Linked DNA regions of Homo sapiens: all the other regions are linked to region 2. A link is a contact called in ENCODE Hi-C or POLR2A ChIA-PET data. All regions are on one chromosome and are shown on one strand. Each heading gives the region's core, a stretch centred on a gene start or an enhancer-like site at or near the end of the contact. The rest is flanking DNA. Distances are from core to core; before and after follow the strand shown. Region 1 holds the start of LINC02884 (long intergenic non-protein coding RNA 2884). Region 2 holds the start of MOV10 (Mov10 RNA helicase). Region 3 holds the start of LRIG2-DT (LRIG2 divergent transcript).

The links. Hi-C counts contacts between places; a loop is a spot of excess contacts on that map. ChIA-PET counts read pairs that join two places held with the same protein, here RNA polymerase II (POLR2A). Pooled maps may share reads with other maps.
Region 1: a pooled map shows a loop between it and region 2 (7-fold over the local background). The contact joins the promoter of LINC02884 here to the promoter of MOV10 in region 2. A Hi-C loop is called at or near these places in 4 of 50 pooled maps. POLR2A ChIA-PET finds 5 or more read pairs at or near these places in 4 of 52 experiments (A549, AG04450, activated CD4-positive, alpha-beta T cell and 1 more).
Region 3: a loop to region 2 is called in a pooled map, with 9 times the contacts of the local background. The contact joins the promoter of LRIG2-DT here to the promoter of MOV10 in region 2. A Hi-C loop is called at or near these places in 9 of 50 pooled maps. POLR2A ChIA-PET finds 5 or more read pairs at or near these places in 5 of 52 experiments (CD4-positive, alpha-beta T cell, H1, HEK293T and 2 more).

Annotation. Positions count from the first base shown.
Region 1 is chr1:112,358,637-112,362,513 of GRCh38, forward strand. LINC02884 (long intergenic non-protein coding RNA 2884) reads right to left here and starts at 1,971. Exons shown (of 2, transcript NR_183466.1): 1 at 1,726-1,971.
Region 2 is chr1:112,672,662-112,676,435 of GRCh38, forward strand. MOV10 (Mov10 RNA helicase) reads left to right here and starts at 1,998. Exons shown (of 21, transcript NM_001321324.2): 1 at 1,998-2,068; 2 at 2,187-2,388. The coding sequence starts at 2,252. RefSeq lists a silencer at 2,399-2,798.
Region 3 is chr1:113,071,073-113,074,645 of GRCh38, forward strand. LRIG2-DT (LRIG2 divergent transcript) reads right to left here and starts at 2,030. Exons shown (of 3, transcript NR_103777.1): 1 at 1,867-2,030. LRIG2 (leucine rich repeats and immunoglobulin like domains 2) reads left to right here and starts at 2,126. Exons shown (of 18, transcript NM_014813.3): 1 at 2,126-2,573. The coding sequence starts at 2,335. RefSeq lists enhancers at 1,597-1,846, 1,905-2,438, 2,097-2,406, 2,439-2,970, 2,587-2,646 and 1 more.

The DNA of each region.
Region 1 (3,877 bases), core at 721-3,220, 310 kb before region 2:
TTGGGACAGTAGATGGCACATGGAAGAGCTCAATAAACACTAACTATCCTCAAAACACATGAAAACTACTCAAGAGACATTTCACTTGCGGGCACATGAACTTACTACCAATTGAGAGTCTCAGCGCTGAGGTTGTGCAGTGAAGGAGCATGTCAAATGGTGGGAATTAATCAAGAAATCCTTTCAGGAGGAAGGACAACTTCAACACAGGTTAAAAGAGAAGAGACAGGATAGCACTGCCTGCAGCTGTGCATGTCCTAGCGTGTGTCCCCATTATGCTAGACCCACAGCCAAGAGGAGCCAAGCAACCCCACAGAATTACCAGCAAGCCGCCAGCAGATGGAGCCAGCCACCTCCACACACTGCTGTTCAAGGCACCAGCACCCTCTAAATGGACCGGCACCCAGCCCACGTCCAGTCAGGAGCAGGACTGAGAGAGATCAAGGAAGAGTCACCCTTCACGCCCCTGTGGAGATGATAAGGGTGCTTTCCTGCCCCAGTGTGAGGGGAGAGGGAATCCAGACTCTCCCTGATGCCTCAGAGGCACAGCTCACTGTCAGAGTCCTTGCCATCCTGGAAGCCTAGGACTGCAGCCCAGTGCCCTTGTTGTTCACCTACCCCACTGTGGGAAGGAAAAGCAGGATGCCTGATGAACTTACTTTGAGGGCTGGGACTGCACTTGAATGTAGAGACTGGTATCCATCTGAGTCTGGGAGATTCTGAAAGCAAGAGGCCCACTACAGTAGCCCATCCGGCAGGGCTCGAAGGACCCTGGGGCAGCATGACTGGGAAGAAGATGGGGGCAGCTCTCCCTTCCCAGGTCTGTGGGGCCCTTGAAGGATTATGGGAGAGGATTCCTGCAGGCCCTGTGGCTCTGCATGGAGATGCACGGAAGTCAGTGGAAGGGCAGGAGCTGAGGGTTTGCCCAGGTACCCATGGCCAAGTCAACAAAGGGTCGTTGGGCACCTGTACCACTGTTGAGGCTAAAGAGAGGTGCATCTGTGTGAGGGAAGGAGGGGGAAAGGGTGGTGTTCAGTGATGGAGGAGGGTGGGGTGAGATCTTCAGCATCTAACAGAGCCACAAAGAACAGGAAGGGGAAAAGGACACTCCTGTAAAGAGGTCTCTTACTCTCCATCCCTCCTCTCTGCCCAAATACAGATGCTGAGGCCTCAAAGAGGGAGGAGGTGAGGCATCTTCAAGCCAGGCCCTACTTCCCCTCCACTGCTCCAAACAACCAGGACCCAACTCTCACTTGTGCTGGAGGGAAGGGGAGAGAAGAGCTCTGAATCGAGTTTGCAATGAAAGTTTTAAAAATATAAGAGGCTGAGTCTTAATTACTGGAATGAGACTGTTATAGTAACCGAAAGTGGCTGAAAAGTTATGGAACCAGACCAAGATGTCGTTAAGGGAGCGGCTCCTCAGCAGGAAAGAGAGATCTGGCACAGCACAGCCAGGGCAGTTACTGGAAGAAATAAAATCTTTTCATGTTTATACCCCAACGAGTTGAGACTCCCCAGTGAATCAGGCACACAGGAAGTACCTGGGCCTTGGACACCAGTGTCCCTGTGGTCAGAGTACCCCATGAAGGATGATGTCACGCGGAGCACAACCTCCTCTTCCCATTCAGGTGCTGTCTCACCTCCCAGGGCAAGAGAAGCAGGAGGAATTTGTCCTCCAGCTTTAATGAGGCACTTAGAAAGAGGAACAGGATGGTTTCTTCTTACCGGAATCCTCGATGGAATGCAGGCGCAGGCAGCTGAAAGAGATGGTGCAATTTGCATACTTCTGGTGGATTCCAGGAAGCATCAGCCCCATTTCACCCTAACAGCCAGTGGACTCTGCCTGGGAGGGCCAACAGCCAAAGAGAGCTTTCAGTCTCCAGGCTGAGAAAGTCAGGAGAGGAACAAGTCAGGGGACACCACCAGCCCTGGGACAGCGTGGCAGCATATCCAGAAGATCAGGAAACTGCCGCAGAGGCTTGGTCCCCTACTGGAAATTGAAAGAAAATGAAGTTTAGAAAGAGCAGGGTGGGAACTGGTTTGCAGAACAGAATGTTCCCTTGGCTTATTTTCATCTGGGGGAAAGGGAAGAACTAATACTTATTGAATGCCTGTGCTGTATCAGGCACTATGTTCATTCTTGTCTTATTTAATCCTCCCACAACCCTGTAAGGAAAGCATTTTCTCCATTTTACAGATGAAAAAACTGAGGCAGAGTGGTTGCCTAAGGTCACATGTTGTTGGAATTTGAACTTCATGTTTGTCTGTGTGGTAGACAGACACAGAGATGCCATGCTTACATTGCCCCTTCAATAAAGGACTCACTCCCCTGCTACCAAGAATGTTGGTTTTATTTGCCCCCAGCAATTAGTTCCTTCAAGGACCACCTGAGTTTTTAAGCCACAGTCACTCTCTTCTTAAGGCAGCCCCTAGCCAATGGCTGAGCAAGGTGGTAGTACAAAGGCCCATCCCTCTTCTACCAATGCGGAACTCCTCTAACAAGCAATTTTTGCTCAGAGCACCCTGTTAGACTGGCAGAGGCTTTGTCAAGTCTGCATCAGAAGCCAAGAGCTCCTCCTGGCCAAACTGCTTCCTCCCTTTTCCACTCACAGGTGATCCTCCCCTTTGCACTTCTACCTCTGTTGCAGCATCTAGTTCCAGAGAACCCAGTGGAGACTCCTAACAGCCTGACTGCAAAGCTTTCCCTTTTTCTGACACTTTATCTTCATTTTCACTTGTCCTTAGGTAACATTGCTGCAGTGCAGAGAGTGAGCTCCTTCTTGGTAGCAGGGGCTTCACCCCTTCCAGAAGAAAGCTACTGAAGGTTTAGTGATTAAGGCAGTTTCCAAAGAGTTAGTTATCCTTGATGATTATGTGCTCAATGCTCAAAGGCAGTTGCTAACATTCAGACTTTGAGGTCTAAAGTCCAAGTAAAGAGTCTACCCCCACCTTCTCCCTCTCCCTGACGTCAATTCCACCCCCTTAAATTGCTACAACATGGAATTAAGATATATAGTTTTATTATTTGTTGTGCTTAATGGAAAAGCTTTAGGATTTCTGAGTTTAATTTAAAAAGCAGATGGTCATAAGCAACAAAAGAAACAAATATATAAATTGGACTTCATCAAAACTAAAAATTTTGTGCTTCAAAGTACACTATCAAGAAAGTGAAAAAATAAGCCAGCACCCATAATCCCAGCTACTCAGGAGGCTGAGGCAGAAGGATCACTTGAGCCCAGGAGTTCAAGGCCAGCCTAGGCAACACAGAAAGACCCCATCTCTAAAATAATAATAATAACAAAGAAAGTAAAAAGACAAGCCAATTAAATAAGGGCAAAGAATTTGAATAAACATTTTTTCAAATAAAATATACACATAGCCAACGTGCACATGAAAAGTTGTTCAACATCATCAGTCATTAGGGTAATGCAAATCAAAACCAGAATGACACATCACTTTATATCCACTAGCATGGCTATAATTTTTTAAATGGACAATAACAAGTGTTGAAAAGAATGTGGAGAAATCGGAACTCTCATGCATTGTTGGTAAAACTGTAAAACAGTATGGCTGCCTTGGGAAACAGTTTGGCAATTCCTCAAAAAGTTAAATAAAGAGTTACCATATGACCCAACAATTCCACTCCTAGGTATATATCCAAGAAAATTGAAAACTTGTGTCCACATAAAAACTCATACTCAAATGTTCATAGAAGCATCATTCATAATTTCCAAAAAGTAGAAAGAACCCAAATGTTCATCAATTGATGAATGGATAAACCAAATGAAGTATATCCACACAATGGAATATTATTCAGCCACAAAGAATGAAGTACTGATACATGCCACAACATGGATGAACCTTGAAAACATTATGC
Region 2 (3,774 bases), core at 748-3,247:
CATATTCTCTTCAAACTCAAAGAATGATAAATATTTGAATGCCAACTTGTGAATTTACAATTTTCTATAAAACTACCAAGTAAACCAAATGCTGGTGACCATTGTCTCGTTTTTCAGCTACCTACTATGTGAAAAATCAAAGGAAGATTGGTAAATATGAACAAAGCTGGATTGTCCTGTAGTTTAAGTTGAGCTAACTTAAATTTCTTCTTTGAACAGATAGGGTATATATAAATGCACAGAGTATATATAAGCTCTCTGAGCACAGAAACAAATCTCACATCTGACGGCCAGAGGTCACTCTCCTCACCATCTTGGTTTTGGTGGGGTTTAGCCAGCTTCTTTACTGCAGCCTGTTTTATCAGCAAGGTCTTTATGACATGTATCTTGTGCTGACCTCCTGTCTTATCCTGTGACTTAGAATGCCTAACCTCCTGGGAATGCAGTCCAATAGGTCTCAGTCTCATTTTACCCAGTCCCTGTTGAAGATGGAGTTGCTCTGATTCAAAGAGCTCTGACAATAACAATTAGAACCCCATGTGAAGTAGATTTTTCTGGATGAAATTGTTTAGAGAAGTTCCATTGTAAACAAAGCCACATAGCATCACACTTTTTACCCAAGGTTTTACTATACTGCAGACTTTTGTGTACGTTTTGAGAACATCCAAGACATAAACCTGACCAGAGAAGAAGGGAGATTGTATCCAAGAATAATAGGGATTTAGATTTGCTGGTCAGAATGGAGCCAGACATTCAGTTTGAGTACGGTTGATGGTACGTTTTTGAGATGGTAAGTAACAAGGCAATTTTTAAGAGTTCACCCTCTCTATTCTTCTGGAACCTCATCAGGACATTGAGGGAGAAAAAAGGTAAAATCTTTGGCTGCTTTTCTAGTTTTTTCTTCTACTTTGCATAATAAGTTTGTAAGATGTTTTCCTCTGCCCTATTTTACCCATCCCCGTAGCTTTGGTTCCCACTGACATTGCATTTCCTGTTGCTAAAGCCTGTTATTCCTGGCTTCATTTGGTTGTTGGCCTGAGAGAAGGTACCGGGTAGCCCAGCTGGAGTATGACCTGGGTTCTGGACTTTCTTCAATTCCGTAGATTGAGTGTGTGGCCTCCTGCTGGTAGCTACTATGGAGAACAACACTAGCTTTGATTTATTTGAAAGTGATGTATTTGATTTAAAACTTTGTAGTGTAACTTAGCTTGTCCCATTCTAGTGTGTGTGTCATTTCATTCTGCGGGAAAAAAATAGATACAAAGGTTTGTTATTGTAGCCCCACCCCCTTAAATTTGTCTATACAGTCTTCTGAAGCACACTGCCCTTTTAGTTCTCTTCTTGGTACTGATGCTGTCACTATTAACCACTTATTATTGCCTAACACAACAGTCCCTTACGCTCAAGATGCTAGTATTTTGATGAATATAAGGGTCCACCTTATATACCAGTAAAAATTAAAGAGCAATACAGACTGGAATGCAACGAAGCGCCCAAATATGTGGCTCAGGGGTAAGGGTCGGTCACCAGCCTTTCCACATAAGCCGATGTGGCAGAGAAAAGCAATTACTGTGTATCCTGGCAGAGCCCCTTGTCCCTCCCTCCCACACGTACACACCTTTATCTCAGAGACACTGGGTTCTTTTCCCCAAACTTCTTTGACCCTTATGCCAACTACGTGCGTCTGAAAGCCCGAGAAGGGAAAATGGGGGAGGGGGCGTGTCGCCCCGAGTTTACGTCCCTGGAAGGCTGGGGGAGGCGCTGGATGAGCTTCCCCATTCCGGCCGCAGCCGACCTAGATCCCAGCCCTGCCCTTTGCTCTCCTGCTTTTCACTGAGTCCCGAGGCTCTGGAGGGTGGGCGTGAGGGTAGCCCTGGCTGAGGCTCGGAGGTCCTCCCGGGCTGTTCAGAGGGCCCCAAGCGGTAGCCACGTTCTGATACTGGCTAGAAGCCAGGGGAGGGAGCTTGGGGTAAGGGGAGGGCCCTGAGGGAGGGGTCAGACGCTTTAGGAAAGAGTTAATGCGAAGAGGGGGAGGGGATAGGACGAAGAAACCGAAGGGAAAGCTCAGGTAAGAAAAGAACGGAGGAGGGAAGCCTGGTGGGGAGAAGGGAGCCCGCAGGATCAGGGGTCAGAGTTAGGGGGCTTCCCTCCTGCTGCACCCTCATCTCAGGGCCGCCAACTTCCAGCTGCAGCGGCGACTTTCAGTTTCATTTCCACGGACCCTCCTGCCTGGGCCGCAGCCGCCGCCGCGATGCCCAGTAAGTTCAGCTGCCGGCAGCTCCGGGAGGCGGGCCAGTGTTTCGAGAGTTTCCTGGTCGTTCGGGGACTGGACATGGAGACAGATCGCGAGCGGCTGCGGACCATTTATAACCGCGACTTCAAGATCAGGTACGGGCCGGCCCACTCCCGGCCCCGAATCGCGGGCCCAGCTTGCTGCCACGACCCCCGCGCGAGGGCCACCTTTCCCGCCCCGGGGCGCAGAGGGACGCAGCTCCCCCAGCGGCTCAGGCCAGTCCCGGGGCGGCGCAGACCTCCCCTCCCGCGCCTCGCCCACGCCCCACCAGCGCCGCCCGGAGCCCGCCAGTTCTGCCCGAGCTGGGCCCCTGCGCCAAGTCGCCGCGGAGAGCCTCCCGCGCTGCCCGCGCCCCCGGAGGCCGGAACCCGGGGCCGGGAGCTGCGTCCCGCGTCCATGCGCCGCTCGCGGGGGCTGAGGGACAGCGCTCGCGGTGGGGGAGGGGAGCCTCCAGAGGGGGCCCAGGCATCGCGGGAGCGCGGGTTAGAGGCTGCCTGTTGGGGGCTGCGAGCCCGAGCGCGGGCTTTACAGGGACCTCTGCCACCTTGTTGAGGCGCTGCTGCCTCGGGGGTCCGCTATCTGGGAGAACTGAAGAGGCCCAGGGTAGAAGGGAGAAGCTCAGGAAGCTCTGGAAAGAAGAAAAGGGCACAAACTACGTGCGTACCAAACCTCCATTAGCACCTGTGGCTTCTCCATGGAGACCCAGGGGCAGAGCCAGCCTTCTGGAGGCTCCCTTTCACCCTGTGGCTGAAGGCTCTTTGGTCTCCTTTTCCTGCTACCACCCAAGTGAAAATCAAAGAGTCTTCTGTCACACCACAGAATTGTGCTTCAAAAACACGTTTATCAACAGGCTGCTGCCTTGCGTGGAAAACCAAGAAGCAGTTTAACAAGGGTAAACGTAAAGACTTGTACAAATAAACATAAGGTAGTGGGAATCTGGGCTTAATAACAGACCTCCCGAAAAAGACCTTGGGTTTTAGCAGACCAGAGGGCCAGTATGGGTGAGATATGGCTGCTAAAACAGCTGAAGTCTAAGATTGAGCTAACAGAAGTGTGATTTGGGGTGGGGGAAAAGGGTAGAGACTCTCCATATTGGTGAAATCGTGTCTGGAATATCGTTTTCACTAATGGTTATCACATTTGGAGAGGGATATTAACAGGCTTGAACAACATCTGAGAAGGGGCAAAGATGATGAGGCCCTGTTTTATGTCACCATGCTGGACACTATGGGGACTCTTAAGATGAAAAACACACAATCCCAGAGGAGCATCAGAGGCTATGATATGCATGCAATATACATGTACACAATATAGGATAGTACATGGTAAAATGGAGGATTATACTAGGGATGGTAAGAGAAAAATGCTGGAGGAAAGAGCGAGCATTTGCATCACATGGTATCAACACTTAAGGTATGTGAATTCACCTATATCCACAGAGTACAACATGGCTAGGAAACAAGTCACCTACTTCTTTTGGC
Region 3 (3,573 bases), core at 780-3,279, 400 kb after region 2:
ATTGTCCCATGACCCTGCCAAATCCCCCTCTGTGAGAAACACCCAAGAATTATCAATAAAAAAATAAATTAAAAAAAAAAAAAAAAAACACATATTTGCGGCTGGGTGTGGTGGCTCATGCTTGAAATCCCAGCACTCTGGGAGGCCGAGGCGGGCGGATCACCTAAGGTTGGGAGTTCGAGACCAGCCTGACCAACATGGAGAAACCCCATCTCTACTAAAACTACAAAATTAGCTGGGCGTGGTGGCGCATGACTGTAATCCCAGCTACTCAGGAGGCTGAGGCAGGAGAATCGCTTGAATCCAGGAGGCGGAGGTTGCGGTGAGCCGAGATTGTGCCATTGCACTCCAGCCTGGGCAACAATAATGAAATTTTGTCTCAAAAAAAAAACAAAAAAAACAAAAAAAACAAAAAAAACGTGTATTTGTGGCCAGTCACAGTGGCTCATGCCTGTAATCCCAGCACTTTGAGAGCCCGAGGTGGGTGGATCACCTGAGGTCAGGAGTTCGAGACCAGCCTGGCCAAAAAGGCAAAACCCCGTCTCTACTAAAAATACAAAAATTAGCCGGGCATGGTGGTGCACACCTGTAGTCCCAGCTACTAGGCAGGCTGAGGCAGGAGAATCGCTTGAATACGGCAGGCAGAGATTGCAGTGAGCCACTTACTGCGGAGGATACAGGTTAGAGAGCATTAATTTCTAATGGCCCCATTTGGTATAGTTTCATAGGAAAGCTCTGAAACTATAATGTAGAAAGGAACTAAACTGCCTCCTTTTTTTTTTTGTAAGGTTCCTGCCTATGCCGGATTTCTTACCAGAGTTTGTTAAGTCTGCTCAACAGCTAAGGGAAGAAGGCTAAGAGTAAGTTTCATTCCGCTGTCTTGGCTTTAAAAGTTTGGTTTGGACTGTAGCATTGGATATGGCCTTGTTTCCAATATATACTTCAATATTAAAAAAAAAAAACAGAAAAAGGTTTTTAAAAACATAATTATGACTCCATAATCTGCCATGGGAAAGATTGCTTTCAGTTACTTTCTATGAGAACCCTAACCTAGGCATTATCATTCTTTTTAACCTGCTCAGATTTTCAATTTATGTCAGAAAACCCATGTTAATGTCGAACCTGCCCCTGCCTCAAGAGTAACTTGGTTTAACCTCTTGGGGCTTGTTGCATCATCAGCAATAATTGTCTTGCCAATGTCACAGTCACTGAAGGAGCAAACAAGATAACAGATGCAAACGCCCTTTGAAAAGTTCACTACGTATAAGTGAACCATCACTATTATTCTCAAAGTCTTATTTACAACCTTGGATGGCTGAATGAGCATAAGATGGCCAGACTTCACTGTTCCTAGTAAGTTTTCCATAGCCTCTGCTTTAGGAGAAATAAATTTCCTCACATCCAGTCTTTGCTTTGTTGACTGCTCAACACCCTCTTGTCTCGCTTGCTTTTCTGAGAGTGACCTTGACAGCATCCCTCCAAAGAGAAGGGTATTTCCTTTATATAGACATGCAGGTGCAGTCCCACCAAAATTTATTGAACTCCAAGCTAGAACAAAAGGTGGAGGTGCACCGATGAAGAAACAGGGCCTCTGCCTTCAGGAGCTTACAAGGCCATTAACAGAGAGTGATATTGATCTTATGCAAATGGCAGTTGCCGCCTACTTGCAGAAGAGCAGGGGCTACAGCCAAGCAGCAGGGGGCAGAAGAGGCTCGAGCTCGGCTCTGGAGGCCGATCTGGCCAAAGCCAGGATAGAAGCTCCCGTGACCCATTCGTGTGTGCGACTTGGAAGGCAGCCCTTCTGCCACTCCCCTTTCTTAAAGCCCAGAGCAAATAAAAGATCCTTTTCTACTACAGTAGATATACCTGTAGTCAGGACTTTGAACTCACAGCTATTCGCCGCACCATTCCCTCTTAAGGAACTACTGCGCCCTCCAGCGGAAGAACAGCGGCGGAACTCCACAGCGGCAGCTAAAATCCCTGAACGCTTTAAAGTCCTTCTCCTCAAGATACTCGGCTGCGTCTGGCCCCGCCCCTCACTGAGTTCCGCCCCGGGCGCAACCTCATCTTATGGCACCGATTGGCTGGCCCCTGTGCGTGAGGACGTTGCGCCGTGGGGAGGGGCGGACGAGAGGTGTCCGTCAGGCCGTGTGTCCCAGGCCGTCGACCCCGCTGTCGCGCTGCGTCTGCTCCTTGCATGCCTTTAGATGGTACAGCCTTCAGCCGGGGCTTCGGGAGACAGTGCAGCCACCGAGCATCTCTGCTGAGCTTCTCCGCCGATCCTCCTTTTCTAGCAGGCAGCTCTTCTAGGCCACGTCCAGGTCGAGGGGGAAAATGGCGCCGGCGCCCCTAGGCGTCCCGGAGGAGCAGTTGCTGGGGTGTCGATCTAGAGTGCTTTCTCGGTTACTCTTCATTGCCCAGACCGCTCTCCTCCTGTTGCCCGCCGCCGGAGCAGGTCTCTGCCCCGCGCCCTGCTCCTGCCGCATTCCTCTCCTGGACTGCAGTCGCAGGAAATTGCCCGCACCGAGCTGGAGGGCGCTGTCGGGCTTGCTGCCCCCCGACACCGCTATCCTGTGAGTAGAGCGGCCAGGCAGAGTGACCAAAAGGAGGGGGAGCCTTCCCTCTACAGGGGGCAGGCAGGAGGGAGACAGGCCTGGTCGGAGGGTGTGGTCGAGAGCCTAAGCTCTGAAGGAAACTGCCGTCAGGATTTTATGAACTTTGTTTTAGGTGGTGGGAGCCTAAAAAAGCCGGTGTTAAGGTTTCTGGAGAATTGTATGAAGACGAGGGTTAAGATTCTTGGGGCCAAGGAGTCTGTGATTTCCTCAACTGGGGAGGAAATGGGGCGGGCATATTTAATGGTAAGGACTCACGGGTCCTGGGCACCAGCATTGACTTTGGATGGTTGGTGGGGCGGGGGGTGGGTTGAGCACGGAACAGTGCTTTCTGCTTATCTTGAGCTGCATGATTTGGTGTGTACCTCAGACTTAGTGGTCCTCAGGCACGTGATTTTATAATCACAATCGCCAAAGACCTATGAACTGTCTTTAGTCCTTAGTTCGCATGTTGGCTGATTTTGTGCTGCAGTTTTGATACTTAACAGGGTTGAAAAGTTCATTATGATGAATCAGGAGATCCTGTAATTCAGAATATCTTTGTAAGTAGCATTCTTGATCTAATTTAAACTTCACTGTAAAGAGGAGGAGTATTTTTTGCAGAACCATTTGATGCTTTGTTTTCAGCGCATCTTCTTGTGGCAAAGAACCCAAAAATCAGTTCTGCTTATTTATGTAGGTAAAGCAGGTACAACGGTTGAATGAATTCTGGAGTTTCCACTGTTGAGTTTTCACTTTGACAGGTCTTTATTAGACAGTGGAACTTGGAGGGCTCCTTAGTCTGAGTCAGCCTGGTGGTATTAGGAACAACAGCAGGTATTAAATGCTGCAATTATGGGGCTTCTTAACCACTAACATACAGTTATTTCTCGTCACTAACTGAGCAGCACGTTTATTAACTGACAGATTTCTGATGGAGTCGTTAAGAAAGAGTCATCAATGGGCCAGGCGCGGTGGCTCA